Linked DNA regions of Homo sapiens: region 1 is linked to region 2. A link is an interaction called in ENCODE POLR2A ChIA-PET data of the cell type or tissue named here. Cell type or tissue: GM12878. All regions are shown on one strand. Each heading gives the region's core, and the rest is flanking DNA. Links, peaks and the distances in the headings are about the cores only.

The links. ChIA-PET counts read pairs that join two places held together with the same protein. Peaks named below come from ENCODE experiments on the same cell type or tissue, not always from the same donor. Only the 100,000 strongest peaks of a DNase experiment are listed, where the experiment ranks them.
Region 1: POLR2A ChIA-PET joins it to region 2 with 7 read pairs; 3 of 35 experiments call an interaction of 5 or more read pairs at or near these places.

The regions. Positions count from the first base shown.
Region 1 is chr1:62,564,749-62,572,748 of GRCh38, reverse strand. All of the region lies in intron 18 of DOCK7 (dedicator of cytokinesis 7), which reads left to right. Among named protein-coding and RNA genes, the nearest start is that of ANGPTL3, 29 kb to the left of the region's middle. In GM12878, for the core only: no CTCF peak of the experiment used is centred there; no DNase peak of the experiment used is centred there.
Region 2 is chr1:62,714,409-62,731,796 of GRCh38, reverse strand. No RefSeq gene overlaps it. Among named protein-coding and RNA genes, the nearest start is that of DOCK7-DT, 35 kb to the right of the region's middle. In GM12878, for the core only: no CTCF peak of the experiment used is centred there; DNase peaks (open chromatin) are centred at 6,396 and 8,726; H3K4me3 peaks cover 471 bases.

The sequences.
Region 1 (8,000 bases), core at 1-8,000, 160 kb after region 2:
AGATGGAGTCTTTGGAAGGGAATTGGGTTTAGACAAGGTTATAAGGGTGGGGCCTTCATAATTGGATTAGTGCCCTTGTAAGAAGAGACCAGAGAGCTTGACATCCCCTCTCCCCCAGTTGCAAGAAGGTGGCCATCTGCAACCCAGGGTGAGAACCCTCACCAGAAACTGACCATGCTGGCACCTTGATCTTAGACTTTCAGTCTCCAGAACTGTGAGAAAATAAATATCTGCTGTTTAAGTCACCTGTTTATGGTACTTTGTTATGGCAGCCTGAGGTGACTAAGACACTTTCTGTGCCTCAGTTTTTTCATCTGTAAAATGAGAATAATTAAGACTTACAGTAATTGGTTGTATTGATGATTGAATGATATAATAACATGGAGAGCATTTGGAATAGTGCCAGGCACTTGGAAAGTGCTACGGAAGTGTTTGCTACTATTACACCATTGCTATTGCCATTGCTTATTAGAATATTTTAAGATAAAATACATTTTTCACTTTAGCATGAATCGAAATTACCTAGAGGGTTTGTTGTAACACTGATTGTTGGACCTTATTTCCCGAGTTTTTGTGACAGCCGATCTAGGTTGGGGCTTGAGTATTTACATGTCTAACAGTTTTCAGATAATGTTTGTGCTGCTGATTCTCAGACCAGACTTTGAGAACTGTTATTTTTTATTTATTTTTAAGTTCTGGAGTACATGTGCAGGATGTGCAGGTTTGTTACATAGGTAAACATGTGCCATGGTGATTTGCCGCACCTATCAACCCATCACCTAAGTATTAAGCCCAGCATGCATTAGCTATTTTTCCTGATGCTCTCCCTTCCCCACACTCCCCCCAACGACAGGCCCCAGTGTGTATTGTTTCCTTCCCTGTGTCCATGTGTTCTTATTGTTCAGCTCCCACTTATGAGTGAGAACATCCAGTGTTTGGTTTTCTGTTCCTGCATTAGTTTGTTCAGGATAATGGCTTCCAGCTCCATCCATGTTCCTGCAGAGAACATGATCTCATTCCTTTTTATTGCTGCGTAGTATTCCACGGTGTATATGTACCACATTTTCTTTATCCAGTCTATCATTGATGGGCATTTGGGTTGATTCAATGTCTTTGCTATTGTGAATAGTGCTGCAATGAACATACACATGCATGTGTCTTTATAATAGAATGATTTCTATTCCTTTGGGTATATACCCAGTAATGAGATTGCTGGTTCGAATGGTATTTCTGGTTCTAGGTCTTTGAGGAATCTCCACAATGTTTTCCACAATTATTGAACTAATTTACCCTCCCACCAACAGTGTAAAAGTGTTCCTATCTCTCTACAGCTTCACCAGCATCTGTTGTTTCTTGACTTTATAATAATTGCCATTCTGAGTGGTGTGAGATGGTATCTCATTGTGGTTTTGATTTGCATTTATCTGATGATCAGTGATACTGAGCTTTTTTTCGTATGTTTGTTGGCCACATGAATGTCTTCTTTTGAGAAGTTTCTGATCATGTCCTTTGCCCACTGTTTAATGGGGTTGTTTTTTTCTTGTAAATTTGTTTAAGTTCCTTGTAGACTCTGGATATTACACCTTTGTCAGATGGATAGGTTGCAAAATTTCTCTCCCATCGTGTAGGTTGTCTGTTCACTCTGATGATAGTTTCTTTTGCAGTGCAGAAGCTCTTTAGTTTATTTAGATCCCATTTGTCAATTTTTGCTTTTGTTGGAATTGCTTTTGATGTTTTTGTCATGAAATCTTTGCTTGTGCCTGTGTCCTGAATGGTGTTGCCTAGATTTTCTTCTAGGGTTTGTATAGTTTGGGGTTTTACATTTAAGTCTTTAATCGTCTTGAGTTAATTTTTGTATAAGGTGTAAGGAAGGGGTCTAGTCTCAGTTTTCTGCATATGGCTAGCCAGTTCTCACAGCACCATTTATTAAATAGGGAATCCTTCACCCATTGCTTGTTTTTGTCAGGTTTGTTGAAGATCAGATGGTTGTAGGTGTTTGGTCTTATTTCTAAGTTCTCTATTCTGTTCCATTGGTCTATGTGTCTGTTTTTGTACTAGCACCATGCTGTTTTGGTTATTGTACCCTTTCAGTATAGTTTGAAGTTGGGTAGCGTGATGCCTCCAGGTTTGTTCTTTTTGTTTAGAATTGTCTTGGCTGTATGGGCCTTTTTTTGGTTCCATGTGAATTTTAAAATAGCTTTTTAAAATAGTTCTGTGAAGAATGTCTACAGTGGTTATATGGGAATAGCATTGAATGTATAAATTACTTTGGGCAGTATGGCCATTTTCACGATATTGATTCTTCCTATCCATGAGCATGGAATGTTTTTCCATTTGTTTGTGTCCTCTCTGATTTCCTTGAGCAGTGGTTTGTAGTTCTCCTTGAAGAGGTCCTTCACTTTTCTTGTTAGCTGTATTCCTGGGTATTTCATTCTCTTTGTAGCAATTATAAATGGGAGTTCATTCATGATTTGACTCTTTTCTTGTCTGTTGTTGGTGTATAAGAATGCTTGTGATTTTTGCACATTGATTTTGTATCCTGAGACTTTGCTGAAGTTGCTTATCAGCTTAAGAAGCTTTTGGGCTGAGACAGTGGGTTTTTCTAGATAGAGGATCATGTCATCTGCAAACCAAGACAATTTGACTTCTTCTCATCCTATTTAAATACCTTTATTTCTTTCTCTTGTCTGATTGCCCTGGCCAAAACTTCTAATACTATGTTGAATAGGAGTGGTGGCTGGACGCAGTGGCCCATGCCTATAATCCCAGCACTTTAGGAGGCCAAGGCAGGCAAATCACTTGAGATCAGAAGTTCAAGACCAGCCTGGCCAACATAGTGAAACCCCGTCTCTACTAAAGATACAAAAATTAGCCAGACGTGGTGGCATGTGCCTGTAATCCCAGCTACTAGAGAGGCTGAGGTGGAAGAATTGCTTGAACCCAGGAGGTGGAGGTTGCAGTGAGCTGAGGTCGTACCACTGCACTCTAGCCTGAGTGACAGAGTGAGACTCTGTCTCAAAAAAAAAGGGGGGGGGGAGGGGGGAGAGTGGTGAGAGAGGGCATCCTTGTTTTGTGCCAGTCTTCAAGGGGAATGTTTTCAGCTTTTGCCCATTCAGTATGATATTGGCTGTGGGTTTTTCATAAATGGCTCTTACTATTTTGAGGTATGTTCCTTCAATACCTAGTTTATTGGGAGTTTTAACATGAAGCGATACTGAATTTTATCAAAGACCTTTTCTGAGCCTATTGAGGTAATAATGTGGTTTTTGTCTTTAGTTCTGTTTATGTGACGGATTACGTTTATTGATTTGCGTGTGTTGAACCAGCCTTGCATCTCGGGGTTGAAGCCTACTTGATCATGGTGATAAGCTTTTTGATGTGCTGCCAGATTTGGTTTGCCAGTATTTTATTGAGGATTTTTGCATTGATGTTCATTAGGGATATTGGCCTGAAGCCTTCTTTTTTCGTTGTTCTTTCTTTGCCAGGGTTTGGTATCAGGATGATGCTGACCTCATAAAATGAGTTAGGGAGGAGTCCTTTGCAGTTGTTTGGAATAGTTTTAGAGGAAATGGTACCAGCTCTCTTTGTATCTCTGGTAGAATTTAGCTGTAAATCCATCTGATCCTGGGCTTTTTTGGTTGGTAGGCTATTTATTACTCCCTCATTTTCAGAACTTGTTATTGGTCTATTCAGGGATTCAACTTCCTGGTTCAGTCTTGGGAGGATGTATATGTCCAGGAATTTATCTATTTCTTCTAGATTTTCTAACTTACTTGCAGAGAGGTGTTTGTAGTACATTCTCTGATGGTCGTTTGTATTTCTGTGGGGTCAGTGGTGGTATCCCCTTTATCATTTTTTATTGTGTCTATTTGATTCTTCTCTTTTTCCTTCTTTATTAATCTAGCTAGCAGTCTATTTTATTAATTTTTTCAAAAAAAAAAACAGCTTCTGGATCTGTTAATTTTTTGAAGGGTTTTTTGTGTCTCTGTTTCCTTCACTTCTGCTCTGATCTTGGTTATTTCTTGTCTTCTGCTAGCTTTGGGTTTTTTGTTGTTGTTGGTGGTGGTTCTCTAGTTCTTTTAGTTGTGATGTTAGGATTTCACTTTGAGATCTTCCTAGCTTTTTTTTTTTTTTTTTTTTTTTAGGCAGGGCACAGTGGCTCACGCCTGCAATCCAAGCACGTTGGAATGCTGTGGCAGGGGGATTACTTGAGGTCAGGAGTTTGAGACCAGCCTGGCCAACATGGTGAAATCTCATCTTTACTTAAAAAAAAAAAAAAAATTAGCCTGGCATGGTGGCACGTGCCTGTAATGCCAGCTACTCAGGAGACTGAGGCAGGAGAATCACTTGAACCTAGGAGGCAGAGGTTGCAGTGAGCTGAGATCGTGCCACTGCACTCCAGTCTAGGTGACAGCGAGACTCTGTCTCAAAAAAAAAAAAAAATCTTTCTAGCTTTTTAATGTGGGCATTTTAGTGCTATAAATTTCCCTGTTAACACTGCTTTAGCTGCATCCCAGAGATTCTGGTACATTGTCTTTTTGTTCTCATTGGTTTCAAAGAACTTCTTGATTTCTGCCCTAATTTCATTATTTACCCAACAGTCATTCAGGAGCAATTGTGCAATTTCCGTGTAGTTGTGTGGTTTTGAGTGAGTTTCTTTGAGTTCTAATTTAATTTCTCTGTGGTCTGAGAGACTGTTTGTTATTATTTCAGTTATTTTGCATTTGCTGAGGAGTGTTTTACTTCCAATTATGTGATCAGTTTTAGACTAAATGCAATGTGACACTGAGAAGATTGTATATTCTGTTGTTTTGGGATGGAGAGTTCTGTAGATATCTATCAGGTCCACTTGTTTTAGAACTGAAGAGAACTGTTATTTTTAAAGAAATTTTTAAAAGCTGAAAACAAGTGTTTTAGATTGAAAGAGCTAATAGTGTTTATTGCTTTGATGGGTTTCAACTTACTCTGCTGGCTTTTTTTTTTTCAAAAATGTTTCAGAATCTTTATTTTTTGCCTCAGAGATGTTGAATTTCTTTTTATTTATTTATTTTTATGATACTTTAAGTTCTGGGGTACATGTGCAGAACGTGTAGTTTTGTTACATAGATATACATGTGCCATGGAGGTTTATTGCACCCATAAACCTGTCACCTACATTAGGTATTTCTCCTAGTGCTGTCCCTCCCCTAGCCCTCCACCCCCCAACAGGCCCCAGTGTGTGATGTTCCCCTCCCTGTGTCTATGTGTTCTCATTGTTCAGCTCCCACTTATGAGTGAGAACATGTGGTGTTTGGTTTTCTGTTCTTGAGTTAGTTTGCTGAGTATGATGGTTTCCAGTTTCATCCATGTCCCTGCAAAGGACATGAACTCATCCTTTTTTATGGCTGCATAGTATTCCATGGTGTATATGTGCCACATTTTCTTTCTCCAGTCTATCATTGATGGGCATTTGGGTTGGTTCCAAGTCTTTGCTCTTGTGAATAGTGCCGCAGTAAACATATGTGTGTATGTGTCTTTATAGTAGAATAATTTATAATTCTTTGGGTATATACCCAGTAATGGGATTGCAGGGTCAAATAGTATTTGTAGTTCTAGATCCTTGAGGAATCACCACACTGCCTTCCACAATGGTTGAACTAATTTACACTCCCACCAACAGTGCAAAAGTGTTCCTGTTTCTCCACATCCTGTCCAGCATCTGTTGCTTTCTGACTTTTTAATGATCGCCATTCTAACTGGTGTGAGATGGTATCTCATTGTGGTTTTGATTTTGCATTTCTCTATTGATCAGTGATGATGAGCATTTTTTCATGTGTCTCTTGGCTGCATAAATGTCTTCTTTTGAGAAGTGTCTGTTCATAACCTTTGCCAACTTTTTGATGGGATTATTTATTTTTTTCTTGTGAATTTATTTAAGTTCTTTGTAGTTCTGGTTATTAGCCCTTTGTCAGATAGATAGATTGCAAAAATTTTCTCCCATTTTGTAGGTTGCTTGTTCACTCTGATGATAGTTTCTTTTGCTGTGCAGAAGCTCTTTAGTTTAATTAGATCCCATTTGTCAATTTTGGCTTTTGTTGCCATTGCTTTTGGTGTTTTAGACATGAAGTGTTTGCTCATGCCTATGTCCTGAATGGTATTGCCTAGGTTTTCTTCTAGGATTTTTATGGTGTTAGGTCTTATGTTTAAGTTTTTAATCCATCCTGAGTTAATTTTTGTTTAAGGTGTAAGGAAGGGTCCAGTTTCAGTGTTCTGCATATGACTAGCCAGTTTTCCCAACACCATTTATCAAATAGGGAATCCTTTCCCCATTGCTTGTTTTTGTCAGATTTGTCAAAGATCATATGGTTGTAGATGTGTGGCGTTATTTCTGAGGCCTCTGTTCTGTTTCCTTGGTCTATATATCTGTTTTGGTACCAGTACCATGCTGTTTTGGTTACTGTAGCCTCGTAGTGTAGTTTGAAGTCAGGTAGTGTGATGCCTCCAGCTTTGTTCTTTTTGCTTATGATTGTCTTGGCTCTGTGGGCTCTTTTTTGGTTCCATGTGAAGTTTAGTTTTTCCAGTTCTCTGAAGAAAGTCAATGGTAGCTTGATGGGGATGGCATTGAATCTGTAAATTACTTTGGGCAGTATGGCCATTTTCCTGATACTGATTCTTCCTATCCATGAGCATGGAATGTTTTTCCATTTATTTGTGTCCTTTCTTATTTCCTTGAGCAGTAATGTGTAGTTCTCCTTGAAGAGGTCCTTCATACCCCTTGTAAATTGTATTCCTGGGTATTTTATTCTCTTTGTAGCAATTGTGAATGGGAGTTCACTCATGATTTGGCTCTCTGCCTGTTATTGGTGTATAGGAATGCTTGTGATTTTTGCACATTGATTTTGTATCCTGAGACTTTGCTGAAGTTGCTTATCAGCTTAAGGAGATTTTGGGCTGAGACAATGGGGTTTTCTAAAAATACAATCATGTCATCTGCAGAGACAATTTGACTTCCTCTTTTCCTATTTGAATACCTTTATTTCTTTCTCTTGCCTGATTGCCCTAGCCAGAACTTCCAATACTGTGTTGAATAGGAGTGGTGAGAGAGGGCATCCTTGTCTTGTGCCAGTTTTCAAAGGGGATGCTTCCAGTTTTCGCCTATTCAGTATGGTATTGGCTGTGGGTTTGTCTTAAATAGCTCTTATTATTTTGAGATATGTTCCATCAATACCTAGTTTATTGAGAGTTTTTAGCATGAAGGGGTGTTGAATTTTGTTGAAGGCCTTCTCTGCATCTATTGAGATAATCATGTGGTTTTTGTCATTGGTTCTGTTTATGTGATGGATTACGTTTATTTATTTGCGTATGTTGAACCAACCTTGCATCCCAGGGATGAAGCTGACTTGATCGTGGTGGATAAGCTTTTTGGTGTGCTGCTGCATTCGGTTTGCCAGTATTTTATTGAGGATTTTCACATCGATGTTGATCAGGGATATTTTCTTTTCTTTTGAAAAGAAAATTCTTTTTTTGTTGTGTCTCTGCCAGGTTTTGGTATCAGGATGATGCTGGCCTCATAAAATGAGTTAGGGAGGAGTCCCTCTTTTTCTGTTGTTTGGAATAGTTTCAGAAGGAATGGTACCAGCTTTTCTTTGCACCTCTGGTAGAATTCAGCTATGAATCCTTCTGGTCCTGGACTTTTTTTGTTGGTAGGCTATTAATTACTGCCTCAGTTTCAGAACTTGAATATTGGTCTCTTCAGGGATTCGACTTCTTCCTGGTTTAGACTTGGGAGGGTGTATGTATCCAGGAATTTATTCATTTCTTCTAGATTTTCTAGTTTATTTGCATAGAGGTGTTTATAGTATTCCCTGATGGCATTTTGTATTTCTGTTGGATCAGTGGTGATATCCCCTTTATCGTTTTTTATTGCATCTATTTGATTCATCTCTCTTTTGTTCTTTATTAGTCTGGCTTGTGGTCTATTTTGTTGATCTTTTCCAAAAACCAGCTCCTGGATTCATTGA
Region 2 (17,388 bases), core at 3,979-11,978:
TTCAAAAATTAGCCAGGCGTGGTGGCAGGTGCCTGTAATCCAGCTACTCAGGAGGCTGAGGCAGGAGAATCAGTTGAACCTGGGAGGCAGAGGTTGCAGTGAGCAGAGATGGCACCACTGCACTCTAGCCTGGGTGACAAAGTTAGACTCCCTCTCAAAAAACAAACAAACAAAAAATTGCTATTATTTGGCCTATTTTCCCCTCTCTTTACCAAATCTATAAAGAGATTATTAAAATATTAAAACCACCAGGCATGGTGGTTCATGCCTGTAATCCCAGCATTTTGGGAGGTCAAGGCAGCTGGATAGCTTGAGCCCAGGAGTTTGAGACCAGCCTGGGTAACAAAGTGAGACCTCGTTGCTAAAAAAAATTTAAAAAAGTAGCTGGTCATGGTGGCAAGTACTTGTGGTCCCAGCTACTCAGAAGGCTGAGGTGGGAGGATCCCTTGAGCCTAGGAGGCAGAAGCTGCAGGAAGCCAAGATACCACTGCATTCCAACCTGGGTGACAGAACAAGATCCTGTCTCAAAAACAAATAAATAAGGCTGGGCGTGGTGGCTCACGCCTGTAATCCCAGCACTTTGGGAGGCTGAGGTGGGTGGATCACCTGAGGTCAGGAGTTCAAGACCAGCCTGGCCAAGACGATGAAACCTTGTCTCTATTAAAAATACGAAAAAATTAGCCAGGCATGGTTGCAGGTCCCTGTAATCACAGCTTCTCGGGAGGCTGAGGCATGAGAATTTCTTGAACCCGGGAGGCAGAGGTTGCAGTGAGCCGAGATCGCGCCATAGCACTCCAGCCTAGGAGACCAAGAGCAAAACTCCGTCTCAAAAATAAATAAAATAAAATAATGCAAACTCAGATATTATTTTGACAGTCAAAAACATTTGTCTCAAAACTTTCAACCTAGCATGTCAAGGTTCAAAACCTCTCTGAAACAATTGATTATTGTTCTGTATCCTTCACTAACCCCTTCCACACCACATCCATCCGGGCTGCGCTTTCAATGCCCCTCCTACGCGTTCTTAGCATATCATTCCTACCTACCACCTTTGCATTAAAATGATCTGCTTATCGGCTTCTCTGGCTAAACTGTAAGCTTCTGTATGGAAAGCCTCCACAAACCCCAGATGAGACTGAATTCCCCTATTACAATTGTCCACAATTCCCTATAGTTTGGCTTTATAATACTTACGCGTGTGATCATATTTGTAACAGGAATGGCAATTAATGCTCTCTAGTCTTACATACCCATTAAGGCTGAGGCTTTCTTTCACACACCATCAGTTTGCAATGTTTCAGGTGAGAAGACAATGGAGCAATATCTTCAGTATTCCAAGGAAAATGGTTTCAACCTAGAATTCTAAATGTAGCCAAGCTTTAATTCAAGTGTAGAAGAAAGACATTTACAGATGTCTGTGTTCTTAAAATTATACCCAACATGTACTCTTTCTTGGGAATTACTGGAGAATGGAAGCACAAAGCAAGAAGGCCAAACATAAAAGAAAGAGGATCCAGAAAATAGGGACTCCAACAGAAGCAGGAGAACTGACTCCTCAGGAGGAGCATGCAGGAGATCCTAGAGTGACACCTGCAAAACATTTCTAGAAAGCAATCTGTTCACGTTGGGGGCAGGGTTAACAGAGACCTCCAAGAAGGATGTTGTCACAAAATGAATGAAAATAAGAAACAACCAATGTATTTTAACATTATGAAAGGAAATTTATAATTCTCGAGGAATGTTTGAGGATGAATTAGTTATAGGTACATAGAAAAGTAAGCAAACAATATAGGCAATTATTAATTCCGGGAAAACCAAAACATATTGTATAAAAGAGGAAATGTAGTCATTGTACAATGTATGGTCATGTTGAATTAACCAAAAGTTGTGCAATGATGTAATTATATAGGGAGAAATGGAGGAGGAAAAGAATGTATGTGAATGTGTTTGTGATGGGGTGTGGTGTTGGGAGCATTATAAGAGAGCTTAATCTTCATCTTCCATAGCAGGAAGCCAAAATATATGAAACTGAACAATCTCCAAATAGCAGCAATACAAGAATGTTATTTAGGAAGACAGAGGCAAGTATGAGAAGAAACAACTAATAAAATCTTTTAAATGTTGCCTTTGAGTACTGGGGATTGGGGGTAGAAAAGGAGAAACAGTGTACTGCTTTTTTCATTATAAGCTTCATAGAATTATGTAACTTTAAAAACTCTGTACAAATATAAACTATTGTTTTAAATAAAAGAGGAAGAAACATTCAACATTTTTTTTCAAGCAATCTTTTGAAAATAAAAGGAATGCTGTGAGGAAACTGAGGGGTGTGAAAGAAAGCCTCAGCCTTAATGGGTATGTAAGACTAGAGAGCGTTAATTGCTATTCCTGTTACAAATATAATCACACGCATAAGTATTATAAAGCCAAACTATAGGGAATTGTGGACAATTATAATAGGGAAATTCAGTCTCATCTGGGGTTTGTGGAGGCTTTCCATACAGAAGCTTACAGTTTAGCTTTAGCCAAAGAGAAGCCGATAAGCAGATCATTTTAACACAAAGGTGGTAGGTAGGAATGATATGCTAAGAATGTGTAGGAGGGGCATTAAGCCCAGCTCGGATGGATGTGGTGTGGAAGGGTTTAGTGAAGGATGTAGAACAATAATCAATTGTTTCAGAAGGGTTTTGAACCTTGGCATGCATAGGTTGAAAGTTTAGAGGCAGGCTGGGCGCAGTGGCTTACACCTGTAATCCCAGCACTTTGGGAGCCCAAGGCGGGCAGATCACAAGGTTAGGAGATGGAGGCCATCCTGGCTAACACGGTGAAACCCCATTTCTACTAAAAATACAAAAAATTAGCTGGGCGTGATGGCATGCGCCTGTGATCCCAGCTACTGGGGAGGCTGAGGCAGGAGAATCGCTTGAACCTGGGAGGCAGAGGTTGCAGTGAGCCGAGATCGTGCCACTGCACTCCAGCCTAGGTGACAGAGCGAGACTCTGTCTCAAAAAAAAAAAAAGAAAGTTTAGAGGCAAATGTTTTTTGACAGCCGGAATAATACCTGGTTTTGTTTTATTTAATTTATTTATTTATAAATAAATATATGGAACACCATTATATAATATTTCTGTGATACAGACACGATAGATGTAAAGAACCTCAAGAAGATAGATAATAGTAGGATTCACTACAATAATTAGGAAGTGATAAGTTTTGAGTATTGTCTGTTTTTAATATAATTTATTTCATTATGTTATAATAAATATTCTGTTTATTTAATTTTTAATAATGGTTAACCACTGTCTCATAAAATTCCTGAATATAAGCCATCTATTCTTATGAGCCAGTATGAGCTGGCTCCAGCACTGTTGGAAATGTTATAATATCTTGAAATATTAATATTTGTGCTTTTTCTCCTCTGTACTTTTAAGGTAGGAGGCGGGACTTGATTCTAGGGGTGGGACTTGGATACTGGACTAGACTGAGGACTAGCCAAGACACTTTTTCACACTTTCTCCCTGGTGTTGCCAAGGAGAAAGCAGTTTTCAATCAGACCCACCCACCAGTGTGCCATGTCAATTTACCGTTGCCATGGCAACACCAGGGTTGTTATCACCCCTTTCCATGGTACCTAACCATTCAACAGTTACTACCCCTTTTCTGCATAAACTGCCCCTTAATCTGCATACAATTAAAAGTGGGTATAAATATGACTGCAAAACTACCCCGAGCTGCTACTCTAAGCCCTGTTCTGCGGGAGCAGTCACCGAGCTGTAACACTGACTGTTCAACAAAGCTGTTTTCTTCTTTCTCTGGATTACCCTTGAATTCTTTTCTGGGCAAGGCCAAGAACCCTCTCTGGCTAAGCTCCACTTTGGTGCTTGCCTGTCCTACATCACTTTCTTGCACTTGATCTTTTGCCTGTAACTCAGAGGTATCTATGCTGCCTTGAGAAGTATGACTGTTATAGTAGGAATGAAAATGGCAAGAAATAAAGGACCTTATTATGCATGGTAGATTAAAAATGTGCCTTCACCACTGGTTCTTCCTGAAATCCCAGTAATGTGACCTCAAAAAAGGTATAAGCCAAAAATGACCAACAGAAAGGGAGAGGAGACAACATAACAAAATTTGAAGAATGGAAGCAGGGGAATAAGTGAGAACAAATATTCCCATCTAGAGAAAATTCAGATCTAAACTTGAAGAGGAGGAGGGTAATAACAAGCTGATTCATGCTGTGAATCACCCCAAAAGCTCAGGAATGGGGGGAATTAGAAAATAAAATTGGAGGAAATCTCTGAGAAAGTAGAGCCAAAATATAAAAATGAAAATGAAAGCCGGGCACAGTGGCTCACGCTTGTAATCCCAGTACTTTGGGAGGCCGAGGCAGGTGGATCACCTGAGGTCAGGAGTTTGAGACCAGCCTGGCTAGCACGGTGAAACCGTGTCTCTACCAAAAATACAAAAATAAGCCGGGAGAGGTGGCGCGTGCCTGTAATCCCAGCTACTCAGGAGGCTGAGGCATGAGAATAGCTTGAACCTGGGAGGCAGAGGTTGTAGTGAGCCGAGATTGCGCCACTGCACTCTAGTCTGGGTGACAGAATGAGACTTTGTCTCAAAAAAAAAAAGAAAAGAAAAGAAAAGAAAATGAAAAAGAGACAGAAAATAGAAAAGATAAGAAAAATACTTACTTCAGCATCTAAATAATAAGAATTTCAGAAAGAAAGAATAGAGAAAACAGAGGGGAGGTGATAATCAAATGCAGGAAAATTTTCCACAACTGTATTGACTTTCTAGAGTAAAACAGCATGCTGTGCTCAGCATAATAGACTTTAAAATACCCACACCAGAGCAAAAGATGGGAAATGTTATTTACTAGGGACAAAAAAAGTTCCTAAACATTTCCAAAAAGAAAAAAAAAGAGGCCACAAACAGATAGAAAAGAATGGCCGTGTGCGGTGGCTCACGCCTGTAATGTCAGCACTTTGGGAGGCCGAGGTGGGCGGATCACGAGGTCAGGAGTTCGAGACCAGCCTGGCCAACATGGTGAAACTCCGTCTCTACTAAAAATACAAAAATTAGCTGGGCCTGGTGGCGGGCACCTGTAATCCCAGCTACTCAGGAGGCTGAGGCAGGAGAATCACTTGAACCCGTGAGGCGGAGGTTGCAGTGAACCAAGATCATGCCACTGCCCTCCAGCCTGGGCGACAGAGTGAGACTCTGTTTCAAAAAAAAAAAAAAAAAAAAGAAAAGAAAGAAAAAGAAAAGAATTGGATTTTCTTTCTTTTTTTTTTTTCTTTTTGGAGAGCTGGTTGTTGTTAAACATTTATCAGTGCAACACTGTCTATAATCTTCTCTATATTATAAAGTCCACGAGGGCAGTAACTTTTTCTGTTTGATTCCTCAAGACTCACAGTTTTATTACCTAGTAGGCACTCTATAAACATTTACTGAGCAAGTGAATGAAAGCTCAGGAATTTTGCCTTCTTCGTTTTTATATCTGATAACAAGCACAGTCCTGATACAGATGAAGCCCTGAAAAAAAAAGTTTGCTGACCTGAACTGAACTTGTAGCAGAGCCTCCTAATGCTGAAAACAATCCCATGGCAATGCAACACACATCCAAGAAAAAGAGTGAGAGGGTTTATTTCTTGAGGCACAATGCTCATTTTCATGGTTGCTTTGTAAGTTAAGTCACTTGTTGCAGTAAGCCCAGGGGGAAAGCCAGATCTCCTTCTTCCTAAAACAGTACCCTATTCATTAGATTTTCTATTTGTCAGAGGCACCAACATTTTCTGACACTAATGTTGGACAGGGGAGCTGGTTACTTGCTTTGTGGCTACAAGATTTTTACTTAAGATAAATGACAGTAAACCAGAGTTGGGAAAAATCAGATAAAGAAGAACCAATGTCTACCATTTAATGAGCACACATTATGCTCATTATAAAACCCGGATTTAAATCCAGTAGCTTTTTCAACAACTGTATAAAGAAGGAATTATCCTAACATTACAAATGAAGATACCAAGGTTTAGAAAGTTTTGTGAATTTGCCTAAAGCATACAACTGATCATTAGCAATAGTGGGACTCAAAAGTTGTCTTAAAACAAACCCCAGTATATTTTGAAATAAAAGGAAATAACACAACCTATTTTGCTGAGAGATAGGGAGGGATCCTGACTCCTACTTGCTGAACAAATTCCCATTGCACAAAACAAGGAGGTTTACAAAACCTTCTTCTTAGGTCACTGAAATCTTCCAAGCAACTAGATTGGAATTAAACTTGGCAAAGATTACTAAATGCCACCAGTGTTAGACAATTGAGAGTTTCTGCAGAACAGAATTCAAGAAAAATGAAACCAAAATTTTGGAAAGCACCTAAAGTGAGAGTCACGTAGGATTCAAAAATCTAAGAAAAGCTTCCTGGCATTTGTGCTGCCCCAGCTGGAGCTGATAGAATTGTTTCTATTCTTTCCTGTATGTTGGAGGAGGAAGTAGTTGGGTTGTCTTTCTTGGCTGTTGAGTGGGAGGAATAATACAGCATTATCAGAGAAAATGGCAAAAGAAAAAAAAGGGGGAATTTTTTTTTGTTAACTGCTGTAAAAATAAATTCGTATCTCTGTGGTGGAAGAACTTGGATTTGGTTTAGTAGGTAATTTGGAATGTTGTCCAGTGCATTTCAATGGGAAAAAATAAAAGAACCTCAGAAAGCTAACAGCCAAGACTGCAGTGGTAGATTTTTTTTTTAAAGCTTGTAAGCCAGGCATGGTGGCTCACGCCTGTAATCCCAGAACTATGGGAGGCTGAGGCAGGTGGATCACTTGAGGTCAGGAGTTCAAGATCAGCCTGGCCAACATGGCAAAACCTGTCTCTACTTATTCCCAGGTATTCAGGAGGCTGAGGCAGGAGAATCACTTGAACCCGGGAGGCGGAGGTTGCAGTGAGCAGAGATTGCACCATTGCACTTCAGCGTGTGCAACAAGAGAGAGACTCCATCTCAAAAAAAAAAAAAAAAAAAAAACAAGGAAAGAAAAGTCTCCTGTAGCACTTAGAGCTATGAGGAGTCCTGCATTTCTTGAGGAAATGAAATCTTTCACTGTAATGAACACTTTGTGATTGAACATGTGTTTTCATTTTGCCCTGGTTGACTGTGTGGCAAATTAAATGACTTCTAGTTGCTATAGAATCATCCCAAAAATAAGAGAGCATTTTTCCTCCCTTTCGCAGGATAGAATAGCTTAGTACTTGGTGTTCTGTTTGTTAAGGTCTAGGATTCCTTAGTTAAGAGAATGTTGCTTTTGAAATCTAGGGTCTTGGAGACTTGCTGGACTGACGTTAAGACAGAAGAAGCTGGAGCAGAGAAAGATTTCCAGAGTAGGAAGACGGGCAGTGGTAGCTCCTCCAGCTGTGGGGATCTATACTCTGCTTCCTCATGGTGGCCTGGAAATAGCAGGAATTTTGATAGGCATGGCTTTGTGTGTACCTGGGGACTGAGCACTAAGCTTCCAGCCTTCCCTCTGGAATGAAGGTCTCCATGGCCAAGTCTGGCACAGAGGGAGTAGCTGTTGTCTTCAATAGAGGCAGCCACCTTTGAATAGACTATATAGATTTGGACAATGTGTGTTTTACCAGCAAATCAGTGGATTCAGGACTCAGTATACACTCTTCCCCACATCGGTTTTCCTGAATGATGTAAGCCTTAGAGCATTCTAAAAATAACTGATTAAATTATCCACTCTAATGGACTCGGGGGATTTAATTTAATCTAGAAAATAATGAAATGTGATATTTCCTACACTTAAGTTGTATTAGTTATCTATTGCTGTGTAACAATATTACCACAAACTGAGGGGTTTAAAATGTAAGTCATTTATTAAAGGCTTAAAACATTATTCATTTATTATCTCATATAGTAAATCTGAATCATAACAGCTCAGCCTGGCTAAATTATTGATTTCAGCCTCGTGAAGCCCTAAGCAGAGAGCTCAACCAAGCCCACCTAGATTTCTTCTTTTTTTTCTTCTTCTTCTTCTTTTTTTTTTTTTTTTGACAAAGTCTCACACTGTCACCCAGGCTGGATTGCAGTGGCATGATCAGGGCTCTCTGCAGCCTCAACCTCCTGTCTCAAGTGATCCTCGTGTCTCAGCCCCTTGAGTAGCTGGGACCACAGGCATGTGTCACTATGCCCAGCTAATTTTTTTGTGTGTGTTTTTAGTAGAGACAGGGTCTCACTGTGTTGCTCAGACTGATCTCGAACTCCTGAGCTCAAGCAATCCTGTCTTGGTCTCCCAGAGTGCTGGGATTACAGGCATGAGCCACCAGGTCCAGCCACTAGATTTATTCTTTTTTTTTTCTTTTTTTGAGACAGGGTCTTGCTCTGTTGTCCAGGCCAGAATACAGTGGTATGACCATGGCTCACTGCAGCCTCAACCTCCTGGGCTCAAGTGATTGTCCCACCTCAGCCTCTGAAGTAACTGGGACTACAGGCGTGTACCACCAGGCCAGGCTAATTAAGAAAAAAAATTTTTTTTGTGGAGTTGGGGTTGCACCATGTTGCCCAGGCTGGGTTCAAACTCCTGGGCTTAAGCGATCCTCCCACCTTGGCCTTCCAAATTGTTGAGATTAAAGCATGAGCCACCACACTCATTCCCACCTAGACTTCTGACTTATAGAACTGTGAGCTAGTAAGAGGATGTTCAATTTGTTATAATTTGTTATGCAGAAGTAGAAAATAATTACAATGCAGCTTTCTCTCTTGCTCACTATGTTTTACCACACAGGTCTCATTTCTCTTTTTCAAATATGTGAAGAGTCTTTCTGCCTTAGATCTTTGCACTTAGGTCTTCCTCTTCCTGAAATACTCTAATAATGACTGGCTCTTTCTCATTCTTTCAGTGTCAGCTTAAATATCACAGCCTCAGGAAGTCCTTCACTGACTACCCTGTCTTAAATACCACTCTCCCAACTTATCATCATATCTTCCAATTTATTTTCTTCATAGTATTAGTATATAGCTCTTATGCAATTACTATGTGGTGTACACAGTTCTAAGCAGTTTACATGGATGCATTCATTTAATCCTCATAATAATCCCATGAGGTTATAAATTAGATGCTATTAATATGCCCATTTACAAATGGGGAAACCGAGGTACAGAGATTGAGTCACTTGCAAAGATCACACAGCTAGTAAATAGCATAACCGAGATTTGAACCCAGGCAGTCTAATTCGCGTGCACACACTGAAAACTATATATCCTCTACAGTATTTATCACAATCTAAAATCATCTTTTTATTTACTTATTTATTGTCTTTCTCTCCCTCCATACTCCTAACATACAAGCTTCTGGAAGGTAGGGATCTTATTTGTCCTTTTATGTAGTAGCTGCTCAGCAAATATTTTGGAATGAATGATTCTTCCCATTTTTCAGACGACAAAAGTGATACCAGAGAAATTAAGTAGCTTGTCTAAAGTCACACAGTTAGTATGTGGTAAAACCAGGATTTGTACCCGGGTCTGTCTAATCTCAAACCTGTGCCCTTAGCTTCTATTGCCTTCTTCATTAAAAATAACAGTAATAGTAATAATTACATGCCAATTTTTTTTTTTTTTTTTTGAGATGGAGTCTCACTCTGTCGCCCAGGCTGGAGTACAGTGGCGTGATCTTTGCTCACTGCCAGCTCCGCCTCCCAGGTTCATGCCATTCTCCTGCCTCAGCCTCCCAAGTAGCTGGGACTACAGGCGCCCGCCACCATGCCTGGCTATTTTTTTGTATTTTTAGTATTTGTATTTTTTTTTGTATTTGTATTTTTGTATTTTGTATTTTTGTATTTTGTATTTTAGCATTAGCCAGGATGGTCTCGATCTCCTGACTTCGTGATCTGCCGACCTTGGCCTCCCAAAGTGCTGAGATTACAGGCATGAGCCACCACGCCCGGCCGCCAATTTCTTAATATGTGACATTGCCCATAGTATGAATACAGTTTTTTCAATGAGCAAAATGAGTTATCCAAAATGGTTTCTTGGAAAATATTGTGACTTTGGGGAAGGAAGCTCATCCTTGCTGTCCTATCACTTCATTTTGTGTTTTTCTGTTTTTCCTCCAGGGGCCTTTTCTGTCACTTCCTTTGAGGCATTTTCTGGGTCAGGGAAATCTTTCTAGTGCCCTTCAACTGTCTCTGCCTACCCATAAGGCTGGCCTTGTGTCCAACACCAGCTTCCCTGCCTCTGAGGGGTTTGCCTTCCCTGGCCATGACATGTAATAACTGTTTCCCTTTCCCTTTCTTACCACACTAGTTTTTCTCTCGTCTAAGTGGCCCTTCCCACCTCTGAATAGCCAAATTACATGTATTTTAGATAAAACTTTCTGCCCCCTCTGAAAACCTCCCTTCCTTGTGGTAGACCTCTGAGTGCTATATTGAGATTTTACTATAGATAGTTATCACTGTTTAAGGTCTCACAGCTGACTCCATTGACAAAACAACACAGTAAAGCCAAGATTCTGGCCTGCGAAACATTTCCTCAATAACCTGACATGAAACAAAGACAAGCACACTGAGGCATTTGGCCCAGGCTGCATGAGTCCATGGAAGTTAATTGTTTGGTGATTTCCTGTACCTGAGGCACAAATGCTTCCTTTTCCAATTATAGACTCACTAAAGCCTCTGTCAGCGCAATGAAATTAGGGACTTCAAGGGCAGCCTGTATTCAGATAACGCTCAGTGGTAATTCAGGCTGTGAGGTTTGCAGGACTGACACATAGTTCATAAAGTAACCACAGGCCCTCCCAGTTTGAGGATTCTTGATTACAGTTCTGAATACTTCTGGAGGAGTGCTGGCCCTCCTATCAATGATTCCTTGCTTCTATTGCACCCCATGGAGTTCAGAGCCTATTTCTTACAAAGGAGAAAAAAGTGCGCGTGGATAGTATGCAAATATAAGCTACCAAGGAGTCCACATTCTTAAGCATAATATAAAAGACCCTTTATGAATTGTGTATACACACACACACGCCCACACAGATATCACTGTTTTCTGCATTTATTATGTTGCTTTATATATATTAACTTTTCTCTGTCCCTTATGAGGTTATTGAATTTTTAGGGTATGGACCAGGTTTCCTCAATACCGAATCTACTGTATGGCACATTATAAGCTCAATAAAATGTGTATTTAATAAAGAATTAATGATTTATCCAGTTGTATACATTATGTGCAGTTTTTTGTATGTTAATCAAAGTTCAGTAAAGTTGTTTTTTTTTTTTTTAAAGAAATGTTGGCCGGGCTAGGTGGCTCATGCCTATAATCCCAGCACTTTGGGAGGCCAAGGTGGGTGGATCACGAGGTCAGGAGTTAGAGATCAGCCTGACCAACATGGTGAAACCCCGTCTCTACTAAAAATACAAAAATTAGCTTGGTGGTGTCACCTGTAATCCCAGCTACTCAGGAGGCTGAGGCAGGAGAATTGCTTGAACCCTGGAGGCAGAGGTTCCAGTGAGCCAAGATGGCGCCATTGCACTCCAGCCTGGGCGACAGAATGAGACTCCGTCTCAAAAAAAAAAAAAAAAGAAACTTTTTTGAGACAGGGTCTCACTGTGTCACCCAGGCTGGAGTGCAGCCGCAATCTCAGCTCACTTGCAGCCTTGACCTCCTGGGCTCAAGTGATCCTCCAGCCTCTGCCTCCTCAGTTACTGGGACTACAGATGTGTGCCATCACGCCCAGCTAATTTTCTTGATTTTTTTGTAGAGATGAGGTCTCACTATGTTGCCCAGGCTGGTCTAGAACTGGCTAGCTCAAGTGATCCTCCCACTTCAGCCTCCCAAAGTGCTGGGATCACAGCCGTGAGCCACAGCACCTGGTCCCATTTTTAAGAAGAAATAAAAGAAACACTATATGTTCCCTTATTTTAAAAGTATTTTCCACCATATAAATATTTTAACAACTGGGAGTTTATTTGGGTTAATAAGCTACTCTTTTAAAGCATCGATGTTCATGTGGAGTTGAAACCATCAGTCATCCTTGGCCAGGCGTGGTGGCTCACGCCTGTAATCCCAGCATTTTGGGAGGCCGAGGCAGGCGGATCACGAGGTCAGGAGATCGAGACTATCCTGGCTAACATGGTGAAACCCCGTCTCTACTAAAAATACAAAAAAATGAGCACTTGTAATCCCTTCTACTCGGGAGGCTGAGGCAGGAGAATGGCGTGAACCCAGGAGGTGGAGGTTGCAGTGAGCCAAGATCGCGCCACTGCACTCCAGCCTGGGCGACAGAGTGAGACTCCGTCTCAAAAAAAAAGAGAGAAACCATCAGTCATCCACAATTCGGAGTGAATTACTTCAATCTGCTGAAAACCTGGCTCAGATCAGTAGGAGTTGAGAGGCTAACTGGGGTAGAGTAGTACATCTTTGTTATTCTTTTTGGCTGCCCAGCACCTTTGAATATTCTTGTTATATTTGATGATTTCTCTACTGAATAGAAGCCAAATTTCACTTTCTCAGTCTCCCTTGCAGTTAGGCTCCTCTAATCATATACATTTGCACCAGGCTTTGAAGTGAAGGCTAGAGAGATGAAGAAGCAGGTGGAACTAGAAAGTGCATCTAGATTCCCAGGGAACAGTACCAGAGGTTCTATTAGAAGTGTTCGTATCTCACATTAATGTCAGTAGTGGAGGCAGTAATGGTTTCCCGGTGTTCTGTGACGTAATTTGGCCTCTTACAACCCTGGTTTTTACACCTCCCAGGAAATTCTGTGAATTATTTAATGGTGTTTAATAAATTCCTGGCCAGATGCAGTGGCTCACGCCTGTAATCCCAGCACTTTGGGAGGCTGAGGTGGGCAGATCGCTTGAGGTCAGGAGTTCAAGACCAACCTGGCAAACATGGTGAAACCCCATTTCTACTAAAAATACAAAAATTAGCCGGGTGTGATGGTGGGTGCCTATAATCCCAGCTACTCGGGAGGCTGAGGAGGGAGAATCATTCAAACCCAGGAGGCAGAGGTTGCAGTGAGCCGAGATCACGCCACTGCACTCCAACCTGGGTGACAGAATGAGACTCTGTCTCAATAAATAAATAATGAATAAATAAATTCCTTTTCTGCTTAAGCTAGCTAGAACATGTTCCTGCATTTCCTTCCTTCCCTTCCCTTCCTTCCTTCCCTCTCTCCCTCTCTCTTTCCTTCCTTTCTCTTTTCTTTTCCCTCCCTCCCTTTCCTCCCTCCCTTCCTCCCTCCCTCCCTTCCTTCCTTCCTTCCTACCTTCCTTCCTTCCTGGGTCTCACTCACTACAACCTCTGCATCCTGGCTTAAAGTGATTCTCCTGCCTCAGCTTCCTGAATAGCTGGGATTACAGGCATGTGCCACCATACCTGGTTAATTTTTGTATTTTAGTAGAGATGGGGTTTCACCATGTTGGCCAGGCTGCTCTCGAACTCCTGACCTCAGGTGATCCACCTGCCTTGACCTCCTAAAGTGCTGGGATTACAGGCGTGAGCCACCACACTCGGCCTGCATTTTCTATCTAATATGTTGACTAACATGGAAATACATTGGAAGAAGGGAGTAAGTACCTTGGTGTGGTGCTTTGGGAAAGATAAGATGGAATAAAGATGGGTGACTTTGGACAGGGGAATAGCAGTAACAATTGTGAATCCTTGGAGGAGCAGAAGGAAAGCAGCAGATATGATGGTAAACGAGTCACCAAATTTTGCCTATTTTGTAATTTTCCCTGTGTTTCTTGTAGGAGCCACTGAGGACTTAAAAGATTGCTTATCTTTTCGTGAGCAAGCCGTATGCTGAGATATACCATGACTAGTTTCAAAAACTGGGGACTTCAGTCTTCTCTAACGCACTCTAGCTCCCCAGTCCAGAGAACCCTAAACTCCTCTAATGTAGATGGGGCTCTCTAAATTGGTTTCTTTTCTTGTGTAACATCTAACCCTTTCTTGGTGAGGAAGAACGAGAAGGAAAGGGAAGGGTAGAGTAAGGTAGGGTAGGGGAGGGGAGGGGAGGGAAGGGGAGGGGAAAAAGAAAGGAAAGAAGGAGGGGGAAACTGTGTGGAGAGAAGAAAATTCTAAGGCAAGGAGAATATACGCAAATATCCATTTGGAAAAGGAGGAGCATGCTGCCTCTTCTATCCTTGGCTTTTCCCTTTAAGGCATCCATACAGTACTTTTCCCATTGGAAAAGTCTTCCAAAACATATTCCTTTGAAAATAGTTAAGACCCTCTTGTAAACACTAACTTAGATATGGAGCACCAGGGGCCAGGCGCGGTGGCTCACGCCTGTAGTCCCAGCACTTTGGGAGGCCAAGGCGGGCAGATCACCTGAGGTCAGGGGTTCAAGACCAGCCTGGCCAACATGGCGAAACCCTGTCTCTACTAAAAAAAAAAAAAAAAAAAATCGAAAATTAGCTGGGCATGGTGGCACGCGCCTGTAATCCCAGCTACTTAGGAGGCTGAGGCAGGGAGAATTGCTTGAACCCAGGAGGTGGAGGTTGCAGTGAGCCGAGATTGTGCCAGTGTACTCCAGCCTGGGTGACAGGGCAAGACTCCGTCTCAAAAAAAAAAAAAAAAGAAAAGAAAAGAAAAAAATATGGAGCACCAGAATAAATGTAGAATTTGAAGAACTTTATTAATTTTATTAATATATTTATTAATTTAGCCAACAAATCTTTATTGAGACCCTTTATGTGCCAGGCACTAATCTTGGGAGCAGTGTTGAATAAGATAGATAAAGGCCTTTGGGAGCTTTCATTAGCATTGAGCTCACCTATACTCTCATGTTTCATAATCTATTAAAATAAATGTCCTCTCTTGAAATCATAGCAGTGGTACAATGACAGATTAAAGTATCCATACAAGGTTACATACAGGTAGGTGCTTAGTATAATTGCTTTGTAATGATAAAATGATGACACCATTAAAACTCTGAGTATAGTCAGGGTAATTTCTTAAACTTTATAAGGCAATGGAAAAAATAAATTTTTATCAAGAATATTAGAAAGAGCTATAAATCCATCAATCGAGACTTTCTATGTAGACAAATAGATGTATTTAACCTGTGAGTATGCTATTAGTGTTATCTTTCCTGTTCCTGATGTTTCTTCCATTTGACAGGAGCCCATTAGTGTATATATCAGTACAGTGCTCCTGATCTTCTGACAACACTGCACTCATTCCACCCTGGGGCCATCAGTGAGTTTGAAAAAAAGAAACTGGGCATGAGCAGTTTAGCTTCTTCCTCTTGGGAAATAGCTGAAGAGAGGAAGCGTGGGTTTTTTTTTTCTGTTCCTGTAGGGACAGGCACTGCCAGTGCTTGGGGTGAGAAGGGGGGCCTGCCTAGATCCAGCACTGCCTGCAACTGGGTAGGTACGTCTGAATAATTCTGGACTCAGTATTACAAAGCCCACTTGCTCAGACAATTTAGCCCTCCAACTTAACCTTTACCCCTAATCAAGTTGATTTCTTTTGGCTCTGACTGCCTTACTCCTGTATCTTTTTTTCCCATTTATTCAGAAGTCAGGTGAGGAAAAGGGGCTAGTTACTGGTTCCTCAAATTAGGTGAAGATTGCCCCACAACTGAGTAAAGAAAAACATAAAACTCAGTGGAAAGAGCCCAAGCTCTGACATCAGACCTGGATTTTGAATCCTGGCTGTGTGATCTCGGTTAAGCCACCTTGCCTCAAAGAACCTCATTTCTTCTTCAGTATCCTGGAGACAATATGTCTAGTATTGTTTCAAAGATGCAAGGTATCATATGTAAACTACCAAACACAATTCCTGGCATTTAATAAATAGTAACTGGCAGCAGTGGTAGTAGGAGTAGTAGTGATTTGGGGTATCAAGCATTAGTTAGAAAGGTGTTTCTGCCTTCAGGAAAACTTATCTTTTTGAAGTGATAACTCTAAACTTAAAAAAAAATTACCAATTAACTAAAAAATGCACATTTCATACAAAACATTGCATGTCTTTAAATTTGGACACTCAATAATTTCTTTGGAATTCAGGAGAGATATTAAAGATAACTAAAATGAAAAATTATTTTGAGTTTATTATCCCTTTGATTATCCTGGAGGAAAACTTTGTTAGTAATAAGATTTTCCGGCCAGACCTGGTGGCTCACGCCTGTAATACCAGCACTTTGGGAGGCCAAGGTGGGTGGATCACCTGAGGTCAGGAGTTTGAGACCAGCCTGGCCAACATGGTGAAACCTCATCTCTACTAAAAATACAAAAAATTAGCCAGGTGTGGTGGTGTGCACTTGTAATCCCAGATACTCGGGAGGCTGAGGCAGGAGAATCACTTGAACCTGGGAAGTGGAGGTTTGCAGTGAGCCAAGATCACGCCACTGCACTCCAGCCTGGGCGACAGAGTGAGACTCTGTCTCAAGAAAAAAAAAAAAAGATTGAAGACGAAAACAATTCTTTTGTGCTGACAAGTGGAAACTGTATGTTTTTGCAAGGCACTAACAAGCAGTTTGTAGATTATAAGAACTCCATGCTTCAACATTCTATTATGAAGTTTCATTTTAGGAACCAGCCCAAGCCAGAGGGGAAATTCTTTTGGACTGAAATGCTCACCCATAATGCAAGTCATCAAAGAAATGACTGAAAACATGTATTAATATTATGTTAATATTATATATCTATTTGGTCAATGCAGACAACTAGGGATACTTTAATAACTGGATTCAGTTAGGTTTCTGACACTGGCATAATAAAATGAAGTGATTCTTCCCCCTACTCTTAAGCAATATTGCCTAATCAGAATGCTCTTATTGGCTCCAAAGGAATAAGGTTTTCAGACTGTTTTTTTTTTTTTTTTTGCATCTTCTCCAATTTCTGCCTAGGGGAAAAATAGGTTTGGGATGACGTATTTGCTGAACTAATTATTTTACCTAATATATATATATTACATATTATATGTTTTCTTTTTTTCTTTTTTTTTTTTTGAGACGGAGTTTTGCTCTTGGCACCCAGGCTGGAGTGCAATGGGGCGATCTTGGCTCACTGCAACCTCCCGGGTTCAAGCGATTCTCCTGCTTCAGCCTCCTGAGTAGCTGGGATTACAGGTGCCTGCCACCATGCCCAGCTAATTTTTGTATCTTTGGCCTGGCTGGTCTTGAACTCCTGACCTCACGTGATCTGCCTGTCTCGGCCTCCCAAAGTGCTGGGATTACACGCGTGAGGCACTGCACCTGGCCTTAGCTAATATATTAATTAGAACTCTTTTAGTGGACAGTATAAAAAATTCAACTCCTGATATAAAGAAATAGCATAAGCAAAAATGTGTATTTACTGGCCTTTATTAGTTCGGAGTTATATAACTTTAGGCATGGCTGGATCTAAGTGCTCAAACCAATGCTATTCAATATAAATACAATGCAAGCCACA